2 separate regions of the Homo sapiens genome follow, and region 2 is linked to region 1. Evidence: chromatin loops called from intact Hi-C (ENCODE). Cell type or tissue: MCF 10A. All regions are shown on one strand. Region 1 holds the start of LOC101928351 (a long non-coding RNA gene). Region 2 holds the start of IL12A (interleukin 12A).

What was found. A loop is a pair of places that touch in the nucleus more often than their neighbours do. Peaks named below come from ENCODE experiments on the same cell type or tissue, not always from the same donor. Only the 100,000 strongest peaks of a DNase experiment are listed, where the experiment ranks them.
Region 2: a loop joins it to region 1, with 4 times the contacts of the local background. A loop is called at or near these places in 16 of 110 quality-filtered maps.

The regions. Positions count from the first base shown.
Region 1 is chr3:159,825,459-159,833,458 of GRCh38, reverse strand. The region is part of intron 4 of IQCJ-SCHIP1 (IQCJ-SCHIP1 readthrough); the gene reads right to left. All of the region lies in intron 2 of SCHIP1 (schwannomin interacting protein 1), which reads right to left. It overlaps LOC101928351 (a long non-coding RNA gene), which reads left to right and starts at 5,634. Exons shown (of 4, transcript XR_007096144.1): 1 at 5,634-8,000. In MCF 10A, a CTCF peak has its summit at 4,823 (motif pointing left); DNase peaks (open chromatin) are centred at 3,668 and 4,788.
Region 2 is chr3:159,984,509-159,992,508 of GRCh38, reverse strand. It overlaps IL12A (interleukin 12A), which reads right to left and starts at 3,674. Exons shown (of 7, transcript NM_001397992.1): 1 at 3,335-3,674; 2 at 2,197-2,342. The coding sequence starts at 3,350. It overlaps IL12A-AS1 (IL12A antisense RNA 1), which reads left to right. Exons shown (of 10, transcript NR_108088.1): 9 at 3,216-3,412. RefSeq lists enhancers at 3,414-3,463, 2,963-3,463, 3,464-3,964, 4,816-6,015 and silencers at 3,584-3,633, 3,704-3,903. In MCF 10A, a CTCF peak has its summit at 3,806 (motif pointing left); a DNase peak (open chromatin) is centred at 3,788.

The DNA of each region.
Region 1 (8,000 bases):
GTAATAATCACAAGGGTCTTATAAAGTAAAAGTCGGGGAGGCATAAGAGAAAGAACCAGAGACGGCAGTATGAGAAAGGCTTGGTCCAATGTTGTTGTTGGCTTTGAAGATGGAAGAAGAGGCCACAAGCCAAGGAAGGTGGGCTGTCCCTAGAAGATGGAAAAGGCAAGGAAACTGATATTTCTCTAGAGCCTCCAGAAAGAATGCAGCTCAGTGGACACCTTGATTTTAGTCCAGTGAGACCCATTTAGGACTTCCAACTTTTGATATTATAATACCAATAAATTTGTGTTGATTTAAGCCACTAAATTTGGAAGACTTTGTTATAGCAGAAATAGAAAACTAACTCAGTAGTCCCTCCTTATCCATGTGGTATACATTCCAAGACCCCTAGCGGATGCCTGAAACTGAAGATAGTACTGAACCTTATACATACCATGTTTTTCCCATACGTACATATCTGTGATAAAGTTTAATTTATAACTTAGGCACAGTAAGAGATTAACAACAATAACAGGTAATAAAATAGAACAATTATAACAATATACTGTAGTAACAGTCATGTGAATGTGGTCTCTCTCTCAAAATAGCTTAATATTTTCACACCACAGTTGACCGATGGTAACTGAAACTAAGGAAAATGAGACTGCAGATAAGGGTAGGAAGCCCACATTTAGAGAGCAAGGGGATGCAAAGGAGACATAGTCAACAAAGTGAGAAGAGAATGAAAACTAACACAGTGAGAAGTGACAAGAAGAGAGGGAACGCTGACAGAGCCTAGTTTCTTCAAATACTGCAGGGACGCGGAGGAGAAAAACAACCAGAAGCCATTAATTTGGACTATTAGGAAGTCACGAGTTATGCCAAGGGAATAATTTCAGTAGTCGTGTGTTAGGGGTGGAAGCTGGGTGGTTGTGGCTAAGAAGTTGAGGGTCTGAGTTGAGAGTTTGTGAACAAGCTTGTTAATAAATCAGAGCATTAGGCTGGTAGCTTGGAGAGGTTGCCAATGTAGCTGATGTTTAAGATGTGGGAGACCCAAATGTCTAGGTGGGCAGCAGGAAAGGAGCCAGCAAAGGGAGAAACTGATGATGGTGAATAGAAAATAAGGGCCAGGTGCTAGAAGAACTGGGTCAGGAGTGTCTGGCAGGCATTCATTCAGTCTTGGGACTGAAGATATGGTGAGTAAAGTTACAAATTAATGTCGAGTAAAGAGGAAGTTGTGGTGGCGATAGGGGAAGATACAGGAGCACAGATGGCTGGGTGGCCTTGATCTGGTCCCTAAAGCTGCTTGGTTGGAGCTGCTGCAGGTTAAAACCCCTAGGGCAAGGATGTGGAATCAGAGGCTGCACCAGTAAGAAATCTCTTTCCAAGAGATTTTGTAGGGGCTTTGTTGTATTATTTGACAACAGTCAATTCTGCTACAGATGAACAAGAAAAAGAAGATGGATGAAACTCATAAACGTGTGTTAAGTATAGATAATGACTATGTAGTAGCTTATAAGACACAGGTGAAATGTATGTGTTACATTTAGATAATGAGTAAGTAAACAGACATACAATCATTCCCCCTTATCTATGGTTTCGCTTTTCAAGGTTTTAGTTACCTGTAGTCAACCATGGTTTGAAACTATTAAATGGAAAATTCCAGAAATAAACAATTCATAAGTTTTAAATTCTGTGCCATTCTTCTGATGAACCCTCGTGCCATCCTACCCAGGATGTGAATCCTCTCTTTGTCCAGCATATCCACACTGTGGACACTCTACACCCAGGAGTCACTAAGTAGCTGGCTCAGTATCAGTTTGACTGTCTTGGTATCATAATGCTTGTATTCAAGTAACCCTTACTTTACTTAATAACGACCTCAAAATGCAAGAGCCATGATGCTGGCATATTGTTATAATTATTCTATTTTATGATTAGTTATTGTGAATCTCTTACTGTACCTAATTTATAAATTAAACTTTATAATAGGTATGTATAGGAAAAAACCATAATATATTGGGTTTGGGACTATCCACGGTTTCAGGCATCCTCCGAGGGTCCTGGAAAGTATCCCTGGCAGGCCAAGGGGGAGACTACTGTAGTCAGAATTCATGAGATGTGTTAAATATCAATAAGTAAGTTAGTAGCAGATTTGTTAAGCCTAGATCAAGTGTGTAGGTGCCAAGCATAGAAAGGGATGAAAAGACTAAAGAACCGCCTAATATTCATGACACACTAAATCATCTGAGCCACATGAGGCCCTCATTCATTAGATTTTATGTTGATTTCCCATTGATGACACCCATTCTGGTCCAATGTGTCCTCTGCCCAAGAAATGTAAATGCAATCCCCAGCTTCTCATCAGGCTAAGAGGCAAGCTACAGAGGAAGCCAGAGGGAATTGGCTCTGTCTCTTACAAAGCAAGTTGTGTGTCACTGGCAGATACCTTGTGTCTAAGTGGAACAGGAATCCTTTCTCAAACCTCAACTGTGGTTCATAACCATATCCTCAACAGGAAAGGCTGTTGTGGCAGAGAGGCTGGACATATAAATATTGTGTAACTCAAGGTCCTGCCATACTCCTGTGCCATATCCTAAGTAGTCAGCTCATCCCATCTCTTTCCCTTGCTTCTTGCCTTGCATTTTAAATAGAGGTAAAGAACTGTGTGATCTGAACATCTTAATTTGGCCTGTGACTTCTGGGATAGAATGTCTGGTAGTGTACTTGCAGGCTACTATTGCGTCAAGGTCATTTCCCACACTATAGATGTGGAACAGAGCCCCAGAAGAGGACAGCTGGTGTCAGGATACTTCTCCACTTCCAACAATACTCTGAGGCCCAAAAATAGAAAGTAAGGGAAGAATAAAAATGAGACAGGTTATAATTTTTTAGCCTTATAATTATAAATAAGAAATTTACCTGAGAGTCTTATAACCTATGTAAATTAATTTACTCAGAAGTTTGGACTATTCTGACCTTGGTTATGCTTATGTTTATTATTTCACATTATATGAAAAAAATAGTTTCCTGAGAAAATTATTAGTGTGAATCACTAATTGGTTGTCACTTTTTCTTCTATTTTCTTAAATACTAGAATTTGCTTTTAAAATGAAAATCAATATGAAAACCAACATGCAAAACAATCAAATGTTTCTATCAGGATAAAATTATTCTGAGTTCAAATCTATATTCATGTGTCTCTCAATGAGAACATGATGCTGTTTGTGATACAAAAAAAGAGAAAGCAGAATTTATAGATGTCAGTTATAATCTTATTCCAGATATAGCTTTACATAGAACTAAATGTAAAGCTACATCTGGAATAAGATTTTGTTTGGTTGTGCCACATCGAAAGAATCCTGTTTCACACAAGTAAGTAGTTGTAAATGGTAATGGTTCTTTTAATGGATTATGTTGCAATCTCTGCGTATTCTTCATTAAACATGTCCAGAATCTTAAAAGCAAAGTAGCAAGAAACTTATTCAAAATTGGTTTACTAACAATATATAGCAATTACTCATATTTCTGATTATAAACAAGATAAGACAGAGTACCCAAACTTACAATAGGTCATTAATCTATAACAGTACCTTCTCATTTGATATATTGGGTGTTTGCTTGTCATTGCACAACCGACTGTTAGGCTTGATGAGAGACTGTGCCAAACAGATGTGCCTGATCCTAACCTGGCACTGAACCAAGCTGGGCCTCTGGGCAACTTGCGTAATTTTATTGCTTGGGCATGCACAGGCATGAATTTTTTAGAAAGGCCAGTACAGAGCTACCACCTTCATGGTCAATGACACATATTTATAAGTTCGTTGATTTTGAGGACTGTGAAAGACTACTTCACCTGGCAGGATAAATTAAATATGCTGACGTCGAAAAATTGGGTTGAGAGAAATACTTTGCACAGATTATGAGGGAATTAAATCATTACAGTTTGGGCTGAAACGTTATATTCTTCTTACCACAGCTTTACAGGACTTTTCTCCAAAGTCCCATAGACTATCTCATTTGTAGTTGTATTCTGAATTATTTTCACATTTCACAACTCTTTAATTTCCAGTTTGATTTTTTTTGGGGGGCTTGGGGATGAGATGTTTAGCCGCTCATATAATAGGTACAAATTAATCTCTAAAAATATCTCCAGCAACCCTGGGTTTCTACAGACACAGTTTGAAATGTAATACATTAGGCAATGCTATAGCAGGCAGCCTCCCTTTGCCTCTAGAATAATGAGATGGTTTTATATTTCAATAGAATCTGCCAGAGTACTTGTTTATTGGACACAATCCTATTATTTTTCCCATAGTATTTTATGCCCAACAGTAACTGAAATTCACATGCTGTAGAAAAACAGCAACTGACGGATAGGTAAATCTGGGTGAAGTCTACATCGTTTCGTCCCCAATTTATGTCAACATTTAAAGACCATCTCTTTTACTCTCTGTTTTCCAGCATTTGGAGTCAGAGAACGCAGTGGCAGAAAAAGTGAAAAGTAGTATAAATTTGCCAGGGCTAAGGCAAGACTTTCCAAATAAAAATAAGTTGGGTTGTCATGTCAAGAAGGGCTAAGCTCAAACTAACACAAAGTTTGTGTGCATGCGTGTATGTGTGTAGGGGAATAAGGGTCATGCTTCCCCTTTATCATTCCAGGTATCTTAGCAGCACAGATAGCCTTGCCTACCAATACAAATGCATTTTGCTAAAGCAGTACATGGAATCTCTGACAATAAAAAAGCTTTTCAATGCTCCGAGGCGATAGTGGCTGATTAAAACCAGGTTAATAGAGTACTGGGGAAGAGAACAGACCGTGATGTTGAAGAAAGGTGCCCTCTAGTGGACTATTGTGTTTTTTAATCTGTTTGGGATAGTATTATGAAAAAAAAATGTCAAAAGTACGATACATTTTCTCATTAACATTTCAATAATACCTTTAATAACTGTAATATAAATACATAAATCTTCAGCTACATTGGTATGTATGTGTATGTGTGTGTATATATACATATATATACGTATATATATACGTATATATACGTATATATATACGTATATATACGTATATATATACGTATATATGTATATATATATGTATATATATATATAAAGGTTACACTAATGCTAATTCATCCAAAGTTGCAATCTAGGCCATCTTTGATGGTTCTAGAGTTGATAAAATTTTGGATCAAATCAAAGACCTGGTTCTGGACTTGACTGCACTTCTTATTAGGTGTGTTTCCTTGGGCTACTGCTTCATAGCTGTCAGCCTCTATTTCCTAATCTACAATATGAATTGAGTTATAAACTGCCCCTGCCGCCCACTTTCAGGCTGTCAGATGGCTGTCTTTTTATATCAATTTCATTTTATATCATGAGTTTTCCACATCAGCAATACAATATAACAATAATATATTATATATAGCATTGGGTGAGTCAACAAAAAAAAATTAGATTTCAATTGAAGGTCTTCCTTATAGAAATTTAATGAGAGTAAAGGTGATGAGTTTGTTTTTTCTTTTTACATTGATCATGGACATTTCAAAAACTAAACACACTAGATCATGAGTTCATTATGAAAATTGAATTTACTATGAAAATCAGAGTTACTATTTAAAAAAATATTTCCAGCGTTTCTATTTTCTTTTTTTTTTTTTTTGAGACGGAGTCTCGCTCTGTCGCCCAAGCCGGACTGCGGACTGCAGTGGCGCAATCTCGGCTCACTGCAAGCTCCGCTTCCCGGGTTCACGCCATTCTCCTGCCTCAGCCTCCCGAGTAGCTGGGACTACAGGCGCCCGCCACCGTGCCCGGCTAATTTTTTGTATTTTTAGTAGAGACGGGGTTTCACTTTGTTAGCCAGGATGGTCTCGATCTCCTGACCTCATGATCCACCCGCCTCGGCCTCCCAAAGTGCTGGGATTACAGGCTTCTATTTTCAAAAAAATTATTTTGTAGGATAACGTAAAATAGTAATGAAAAGAATTTACATAGCATACCTTTTCTGAAAATGTGTTTTCCTGGTATGTCACTGAACACAGGACAGAAACATAAAATTTATGACTAAACTGTTAACATCATCTCTAAGGAGCTATTAAATTTGTCAAGGGTCCCTAAATCTTTTTTCTTTTTTAAATACAGAGGTAGTGCTGAAATGCTATTGCTATTAGTTATAATGAAATTTCGTACTAAAGAGTTTCCTTAGGTCTGTTCTCTGACCAGCTTTTCTAGGGCGAGTTAAGCAGCGACATGGACTGTTCGTACATCCTTTCTCATTTTCATTCTCTCAGAAGAAATATTCAAATTATTTTAGTCATCTGAATAGTAGAAGAAACACTATTCTAAAAAGTTTTCTGAAGTAAAAGAAAAATGTCACAAAAACATTTGAGTTACTTAACTTGCTTTGTCCTAAAGCTATTGAATTAAGAAAGTTTCTCATCTTTTAGAAGTAAATTATTTCAGAATTATAAAGGTACTGATCAGGAAATTATGCTACTCCCAACACATGACACCAGGTAAACTCATTCTCAATGAGAAGGGTTAAACCATCAGTCACAGAAGATTCATACGCAGTAAAATCAATCTGCACATTAATCCCAACTCTTCTAAAACCCTCCAATTTAAACCAGTTTTCCCTGGTGAATAGCAAAGAGAGTCTCTTTCAGACACATAAGTTGGGCCCACAAAGTGTTCACTTGTTGAAAGTGCTGGGGCTTTTTTATTATTTACTAAGAAGGTCAAGATAGAAATGAGCAGTCCTTCTGAGTTTCAGCATCTTAGATAAACCTACCTACCTCATTCCAACATCTCTCTTCTCCCCTTATCTGAGATGATGCTAAGGGACTTTAGGGTTGGTTTGTTTTCACTCTTGACTTTCAATCAAATTTTTAAAATCTAGGAAAATGAACACCATCTACCATGCCCAAATATCCACACTTGCTTTCTTCTCATGGCCTCTGATTTCCAGCGTTAACTGTGAGGAAGAGCAACTGGCTGAAGAAGTACAAATTTGCATGGCAGATGTCAGTGGAAACTTGTACTGATGGTTTAAGCTACTTGGGCTATGTTTTGAGGTTTTTAAAATCAAATTTATTTTCCAAAGGACAGACGGGATTTCTGCAGCAGAACTGTCACTACAACTGAAGCCATCAGAACTTTGACCCTAATTTCAGATGGCACAAATTTAGCCCCACTCACTCACCCGGCTGCCCCTGATTCGATCATTTTGATGGTTTCATGCTCCTTGATTTAGTTCCCAAAGTGATACAAAAAATTAAGGGCTTGCCCTCCATTAAACCTTACCCTTTGTGAATTAAAAATACTTCTAAAAACATAATCAGATTTTGTCACATCTTGGTTTCAAACTCCTCGGTTTTCCACAACATTTAGGATAAAATCCTAAATCTCTAATGCTGTTATCCAGCATTATGTTATTGGCCCTGATCTACCCTCCTGACTTCTTTGCACCTCTCAAAATCTTGCTCACACAGCTCTAGGCACACTGGTGGCCTTTGAGTTTTCTGGAAAAGCCAAGCTCGTGCCTGCAACTGTCTCAGGGCCCTCACACAAGCTGTTTCTCAACCTGTAAGCCCTCTGCCTTCACCTGAGTCACCTCTCTTGCTTAAAGTTGGAGGTTTTTCCTTAGCCCCCTGTCTAAATAAGGTCCTGCTTTAAATTCACTTAGCATACTGTTTTTTTTTCCCTCTAATTTGTGGGATTTGTAACGTTGATTTGCTCCACTAGATTGTATGCTCCGTGAGAGAGCAAGGGCCATATGTATCACGTCAACCATTGCCCATCTAGCATCTGGCACAGTGCCAGGCATATAGTAGGTGTCCAAAAAATATTGGAATGAATGAAATTCTCGAGAAGTTCTCTCACTTTAGGGCCTTGGGATCGAGGGCAGGAGTGTGCCTGTGACCAGCTGTCATTAGTTCTATTGACTACCTGTGGGAAAGCTGGTCAAGTGGCCACTTGCTCACCTCAAGACAATGAATGAAGCTTTCCTGGATGCT
Region 2 (8,000 bases), 160 kb before region 1:
TGTGTTGGAAAGCACCGTTGGGTAAAATTATGAAATGTATCTTAGGAAGTAAAGGACTGTATGATTGAAGATTACGATCATTTTTCCATTCAACAGCCTAATGGGTGGCAGGCACTCCATTAGGTACTAAGAACATGACAGAGAAGAGGACCATGTATACCCTCCTGGATTGCAAGTTTAGCTGCTGAGACAGACAATTGCCCAAATGACCAGGAGGCATCAGTAGGTGAGACATGGTGAGAAGGGCATGAAGCTTCTGAGGAGGGGCAGGAAGGGAAGCAAAGCTTCCTAGAGTTGGGACACCCACATTAAGAGGAGTAAAGTGTCGACAATGGAGGAGGGAAATTTCAGACAGAGGTAACAGCATGAGCCAAGAAGCAAGGCCTGAAAATTCAGAATACGTTTGGGCACAAGTAGTAAAATCCCTTTCTGTGGTAGCTAGACCAATTCTCCACCTCCAAAGACATCCACCTCCCAATCCCTGGAACCCGGTAATGAGCTATGTGACCTGCCAAAGAGGAATGAAGGTGCAGATGACATTCAATTTGCTAATCAGCTGATCTAAGAGTAGAGAGATGATCCTGGATTATCTGGGTGAATCCAGTGTAAGCAGTGTCCTCAAAAGTAGAAGCGGGTAGAAGGTCAGTCCAGAGGGAGCAGCATGAGAAAGACTCAACCAGACATTGCTGGTATGGACAATGGAAGGGGCCACAAGTCAAGGAATGTGGGCAGCCTCTAGACCTGACAAAGCAAGGCAACAGATTCTCCCCAAGAGCCTCCAGAAAGGGCTACAGCTCTGCTGACACATTGACTTTAGCCCAGTAGGACCCATTTTGGACTTCTGATGCCCAGAGCTGTAAGATAATAAATTTGTGTCATTTAAACCCACTACATTTGTGACAGCAGCAGTAGGAAATGAATACACTATTCCCGGAGGTGTTTAAACAGACCTGGGCAACCCCACTATTCTGAGCAGGTTATAAAGAGTTAGATTTGGAGGTGTGAGTCCAGTGTTGTTCTTCAGATCTTTTCAAGAGAAGCTAGAATTTTGAAATCTTAATTGAAATGTTTGGTTTTTGAATGGCATCAAACTAAAAAATAAACATATAGCCCAAATTCTACAAACCTGTGCCCTGGATATGGCCGGTGAATCACTTGCATCTACCTCATTTGTTTTCTACTACAGCAAATTTGACAAATGATGTACAAAACATTAAATTGATTTCTATAATCTTTTGACCCTTAGGACTATATCTGGGAGTAGGGGTGTCAGCTTTTGCACAAAAAAATCTATATGAATTGGAGCACCTAAAAGTTACCCATTTTGAACCTTTCTTCGGGAAACAAAGCAGTTTTCACTTGAGCCCCCTGTCCAATTAAGATTAATTGAATTGTGAGGAGCAATGCACAGCACATTATGAAAGATTGAAAGGGGAAAGGAGCCCTTTAAGAAGGCTTGGTGGCATTGAGCTTATTTTAAGATATTCCTAAGGCAACAAGCTAGAAAATACTCAAGAAAAAATTCCTAGAGAGCAGAAAGGCAGAGGACATCTTTTAAAACATTAGCCTTTAGCCTTTGCAGCAGTAGCTACTGGAGCAGTTTTTAACGGCAATGTTTTTTACATTAAAATATGAAACCTAAAAGAACGAAGCTGTAAATAAAATTAGGTAACTCTTCCCTAGAAAATGAAGGCTGCATGTGCACTGTCATAGTCCTCCCTGAGATGTGTTGCTCCAAGAAGGAACTGTGTCACCAAGTAGAAGCTGGTGGGCAGCAGGAGGGACAAGGCTATTTCATCTTTGTACCCCTGCCCCCCAACACAGAGTATGCACCCAAGTAACTATTTCCGGGATTGATCAGTGGTGTGGTGCCAGAGAAACCATGTGGACCTGACACAATTCTATCTCTGTTGGCAGGCTACAGGAACACTGCAAATATCCACTTTACTCAGTGTAGACATAGCCAAAACCAACATCATTATAATTTATTACTACTCTTGCTTTCTCTGGAGACACAATTTCACTAGGACTCTTTAACACTTGGGCCATTTGTAAAGTTCCCTCTCCTGCTGTTGACAGCTGCTAATGAACTTCCACAATTTCTCTGCAGTTCCATCAGGTACCAGAGGGGAGGATCAGAGGCCCCTTCCTCAGGGAGGGTGCAGGTCCACAGTGGAGAGGACAGGAAAGGCTCACCTTCTGGAGCATGTTGCTGACGGCCCTCAGCAGGTTTTGGGAGTGGTGAAGGCATGGGAACATTCCTGGGTCTGGAGTGGCCACGGGGAGGTTTCTGGCCAAACTGAGGTGGTCCAGGAGGACCAGGGTAGCCACAAGGAGGAGGCCTGGAAGGAAGAGGAGCAGGTGGAGGAGCTTCAGCCTGGATGGCCTGCCTGCACCACCTTCCCTCCATTCTGGCCACCTTCACCCATCCATTCATGCTTGGCACCCACCTCCCTCAACCCATTTCCAACACTTTTCCTTCAACACCTGAGAGATGACTCGAGTTATTACAAAGCGCCACTCTATTCTAGGGCTAGAAGCCAGCTCCCTGTGAGGGTCTAGAGATGAGCTTGGACAAGGGTGTTGAACCCAACACTCACCCAGAGAAAGCCTACATGTTTTTGATCAGGGAAACCCAGACCAGGTGGTGAAGTGGCTGAGTCAGACTTGGGACCCAGTGTTTTAAAAACAGTGGAGTGAGAAAGCCTGACTTTTTTTGTTTTTTTAAGACGGAGTCTCACTCTGTGGCCCAGACTGGAGTGCAGTGGCACGATTTTGGCTCACTGCAACCTCCACCTCCGAGTTCAAGCAATTTTCCCTGCCTTAGACTCCCGAGTAGATGGGATTACAGGCACCCACCACCACACTCGGCTAATTTGTGTATTTGTTAGTAGAGACGGGGTTTCACCATGTTGGTCAGGCTGGTCTTGAACTCCTGACCTCAGGAGATCTGTCCGCCTTGGCCTCCCAAAGTGCTGGGATTACAGGCGTGAGCCATTGCACCCGGCCAAGCCTGACTTTAGAACTGGCTAGGATCTGCCTTCTGTTTGTAGCTGAGGGACCCTAGGCAGGAAAGCAGGAAATCTCCCACGCTGGGCCTCAGTTTCTCCTCTACGAAGTGGGCATAATGATAGCTCATCAGGCTGTTTCGAGATGAAAAGAGACATGCCCTATTTAGCACACGGTGAGACCCCTATTCTTATTCCTCTTTGCAGGAGACGGCTGCTGCTGTTCCAGTCTCTCCTTAGGCAGACTTGAGTTTCTACCCACTCTTCCCAAGCAGCCGCCCCTCCGCACCCGAGCGAGCCAAAGACCTGGCGGGCTGAGTACTCACTGCGCGCTGGACACATGCTGAGCCGGCACTGCAGGGACACAGGGCGAGCCGCTGGATGCAGACCTGTGGCCGCGGCAGGTGAGGGCGGTGGCTGGGAGGCTGACCCAGGGGGCCACATTTTTATAATTGTCCCGAGGCGCGGCAGGACTTTCCCGGGACTCTGGTCTCTTGCTTTCTGTCTCCTTCTGTGTCTCTCTCTACATCAGCTTCTCGGTGACACGTGCGGTGCGGCCGGCCCGCGGGGCTTGCGGCGCTTTCGGATTAACTCCCGGGGTGCCCGGCCGCAGCCGTTCCGGGACGGCCCCGCCGCCTCCAGCTCGGCCCAAAATGAAAGCGAAATGTTCGCAGTTACTGCGCGGGGTCCACAGGCGGGCGGGACACCCCGCCCACCACCCTGGGTCCCCGGCCTTAGCCGGACGCCCCGTGTCTAAGCTACCCCGCCCCGCAGCTGTGCAGCGCCCCCTGCCGACGTAGAGAGAGGAGTGCCTCCCACTTTGCATGTCCTGCGTAGGGATGGGCCCTAACCACGACCTCCAGCCTAGTACTGGAAGGGGTAGGCAAATCATTCACTCATCATCGTTCCTTTAGATGGCTCACTAGATGCCAGGCCGACGTTGCACCAGGTGCAGGACACCCAGGGAGAACAGGACCCTTGGGGCATTGCCACACTAAATCAGACTCAAGGCGTTTTGTTCACAGGTCTTTTCTGAAACCTGAAAAGGGATGAGAGCTGGCTGACTCTGCAATTATTACTCTTGTAGAGAATCCAGTTTAACGATAGGATGAATACACAGAGTCCTGGGAGGAAAGACCTAGAGAAAGAGCCCACGCTCAGCCGGAGCAACGGGGTCCAGGAGTCAGCAAAGGCTCCCGGGAGCAGGCAGGGGCCCCAACCTGAGTGTTAAAAACAAGCAGGCATTAGACCGCTTCCAGCGGGAGGGCACGCAGGGTCTAGCCAGGGGAAACAGGGATCAGAAGCGCAGTCATGAAGGGTTGAGGGAGGTGGGGGTCTAGGTGTCCTTGCAGGGTGTGAGGCTGGAGGGCTGGATGGGGCCATGCCATGAGGGCAGGGGATGCCATACTAAGGAGTGTACTTTCTGTGCTGAGAGTAGTGGGGAGTCTTCCTGGGTTTTAGGCGGGAGATGTGGCAGAATTTGCATGATGGGGGGATCCCTTCAGCCACAGCATGAAGGATGGATCCAGGGGTCAGGAGTAGAGCAGAGGGAAGAGTTGACAAGGTGTGGCCAAGTCCTTATTCAGTATGGAGAACACAGGGTGGGCAGGAGGGACTCTCAGAGGGCTTGTGGGCCAAGGCTTGGTAGCTCCTCAGGTGAGCGGGAGAGGAAGGCCCTGAGAATGGGGAATGGAGATTGTTCTAGCTTTACAGGGATTACTGTATAAGAGGACTGAGTTTGGAGGAGATGGTGAGAAGTTCCATTTTGGATGTGCTGGGTTTGAGGTTCCTGTGGGACTTTTTAGTTCAGTTGTTTTTCCCACAGGCATTAGTCACCCTAGGCGTGGGTAGTGGGGAGGATGTGTTTGATCTCTGACTTGGAGCTTCCAAAGGGCCTGACTACACCCAGGCCCTAGGACCTAATAACTGGAGCTGCCTTCTGGGTGGCTCATCTGCTCGAAGCTGATGAAGCACGGCTGTAGGGAGTTTTAGGTGTGTGTAAAATAAGAGAAATGGTTGATCTCTAAGGCCCCTTCTAATGCTGCTGTCTGAGAATTCCCCCACGGGATACAGAGTAATCCATTGTCAGAAACAATTGCGTTTAGCAGTTTGTCTAGAGCAAATGACAGGTGCAGAGCTGTGTTGTGGCCACAAGGGTTTAGTGTGGAGTTAAATGTACTTAAAGTCAGGATGAAGACAAGTGTATCACAACTGAGCTGTTTCTCCCCTGGAAGGGCCATCTCCTATACAAAAGTAATTTCTGTTGCTTAGATGAGCACAGGGCCACTGTTAAAAATGGATTATTGGCTACCAGACACAGTTTCTAATTTACATTTTTGTGAAATAGTTTCCTGAAGTGCTCCATGTCCTCTAGCTAAGATGAAATGAAAACCTTCTTCTAGGAATACATGATTTTTCTATAAGTGACAGTCTTAGCTCACAATCACTACTTCACAGTGTGTAGCATTGTCGTGGAGGTCTCGGCCAATGCTATAAGGAAAGAAAAAGAAATGAGAGCTTTAAACATTGGAAAAGAAAAGGTAAAACTGTCACTTTTTACAGTTGATATACAAAAAGAAAAAAAATTAATAGACTATTAGAACTAAGAAGAGAATTTAACAACATCATGCAATACACATATCAACTTAAAAAAAATCAGCCGATTTTCTTTGTATCTGCAACAATCCATCAGAAAATGTAATAAAAACAAGATGACATGCATAGAAGCAGCCAAACTATAAAGTAACTGACTGTAGATACAGAGGCAGTATAATGGCTAAGAGTATGGACTAAACTATGTTAATCCAGGTTCTGCTACTTACTTGCTGTGTGTTCTTAGGTGAGTTATTTATCTCTCTGGGCTCAGTTTCCTCATCTGTTAAATGATGATAATAAAAGTACCTACAGTATAGAGTTATTATGATTATTACATGAGCTTGGATAACTACAGAATAGTGTTTGGAGAAAAATTTTAAAGTTCAGTCAAGAATATAGTGTGATTTAATTAAATAATTCTATACCCTTGGGTGGAAGGTTTCTCTATATAGAAAGCTTAAGCCTCTTTTCGTTAATTCACATGCTCAATGTAATTCCAATACAAGCTACAAATAAATTTTCTCAGAAACTTAATAATAAGCCTACTCTAAAATACAGATGTAATAAAATCTATGACTAAGTTAAAAAAATTTTTTTTGAGACATGGTTTTACTGTATCACCCAGGCTGGAGTGTAGTGGTGGCACAGTCACAGCTCACTGCAGCCTTGACCTCCTGGGCTAAAGTGATCCTCCCACTTCAGCCTCCTGAGTAGCTTGGACCACAGGCAACACCATCATGTCCAGCTAATTTTTATTTTTGTATTTTGTAGAGACGGAGTCTAGTTTTGTTGCCTAGGCTGGTCTCAAACTCCTGGGCTCAAGTGATCCACCCACCTTGGCCTCCCAAAGTGCTGGGATTACAGGCGTGAGCTGCTGTTCCTGGCCTTAAGTAAAAATGCTAAGGGAATAATGAAAAGGGGGACTAACCCTATCACATATGGACATAATTTAAAGCCATAGAAATTAAAGTAGTGATCTTTGCAACAGATCAGGCATATGGACCATTGAAACAGAGTAGAGAAATTATAGATAGATTTGTATATTTGGGTATTAAGTATAAGATAATACAGATGATTCCCTGATCAATGAGGAAAACATGCAATATTTAGTAGAAAATACTCAATGGGCTGGGCATAATGGCTCACACCTGTAATCCCAGCACTTTGGGAGGTCAAGGCAGGAGAATTGCTTGAGGTCAGTAGTTCAAGGCCAGTCTGAGCAAAAACTCCCTACAAAAAATTTTTTTAAAAAGAGAAAATGTTCAGCGTATGATGAAAAATAAAACTGGACTCCAATCTAAAACAACAGAGGTGAATCCATTTGGAAGTGAATTAAAGACCAAATGTGAAAAGTAAAATTGTTACAGTAGTAGAAGAAAATATAGAGGACTGTCTTTGTCACTTATAAGTGGGAAGGACTTTTTTAAAACTTCTAAAGCTCCAAACCATAAGGCAAAATACCTATCAATTGGATTACATAAAAATGAAGATTTCTGTTTTACACATTTCCTCTATGCATGAACCAAATGAACAGACAGCTGACAGATTGAGAGAAGATATTTTTCAGTGTCTAAAACCAATATTTTCAATGTCTAAAAACAAGGAACTCTTGTAAGTCAGCAAGAAAAAGACAGAAACACTAGTAAAAAATGCGTAAAGCTCATGAATAAGCAATTTAACGAGAAGAAACCCCAAAGACTAATGAGCATACCTGGAGGCTCAGTTATATCAGAAAATGCAAATGAAAAAAAGAATGAGATATCTCTTTACACCTCTTAGACTGACAAGTTGAGAACACTGGATACTGGTAAGTGTTGGGAAAATGGGGGACTACAGGATCTATTATATCACACCATGCCAGTAGGCTGACATGGCTGTTTTGAAGGGTATTCTGGCATTCCTTGACCAGATTAAGTATATTCACACCCATGACCCAGCTGTTAACCCTGGGTGTATATCCTATGGAGATTCTCATACAGGTCCACAAAGGAACATGTATGAGGATGTTCATTAAGTCATTGTTTGTAGTGATGGGGAACTGGAGGCAATGTAGCTGCTCATTACTGGGGGAGTGGGTGAGTGGAATGTAGGGATCCACTTCATGGAGTATTCTACGGCAGTTAGAAGTAATAGACTAGATGTACATGCAGTAACATGGATATGTATTAAAAATATAATACTGAGTAAAAACAGGAAAACAGAGTAAGATCTCTCTCTATAATGTATAAGTAGACAATTAAAACCCTTTGGGGCTGGGCACAGTGGCTCATGCCTGTAATCCAAGCACTTTGGGAAGCCAAGGAAAGTGGATTGCTTGAACCCAGGAGTTTGAGACCAGCCTGGGCAACATAGGGATTCCCCATCTCCACAAAAAATACAAAAATTAGTCAGGCATGG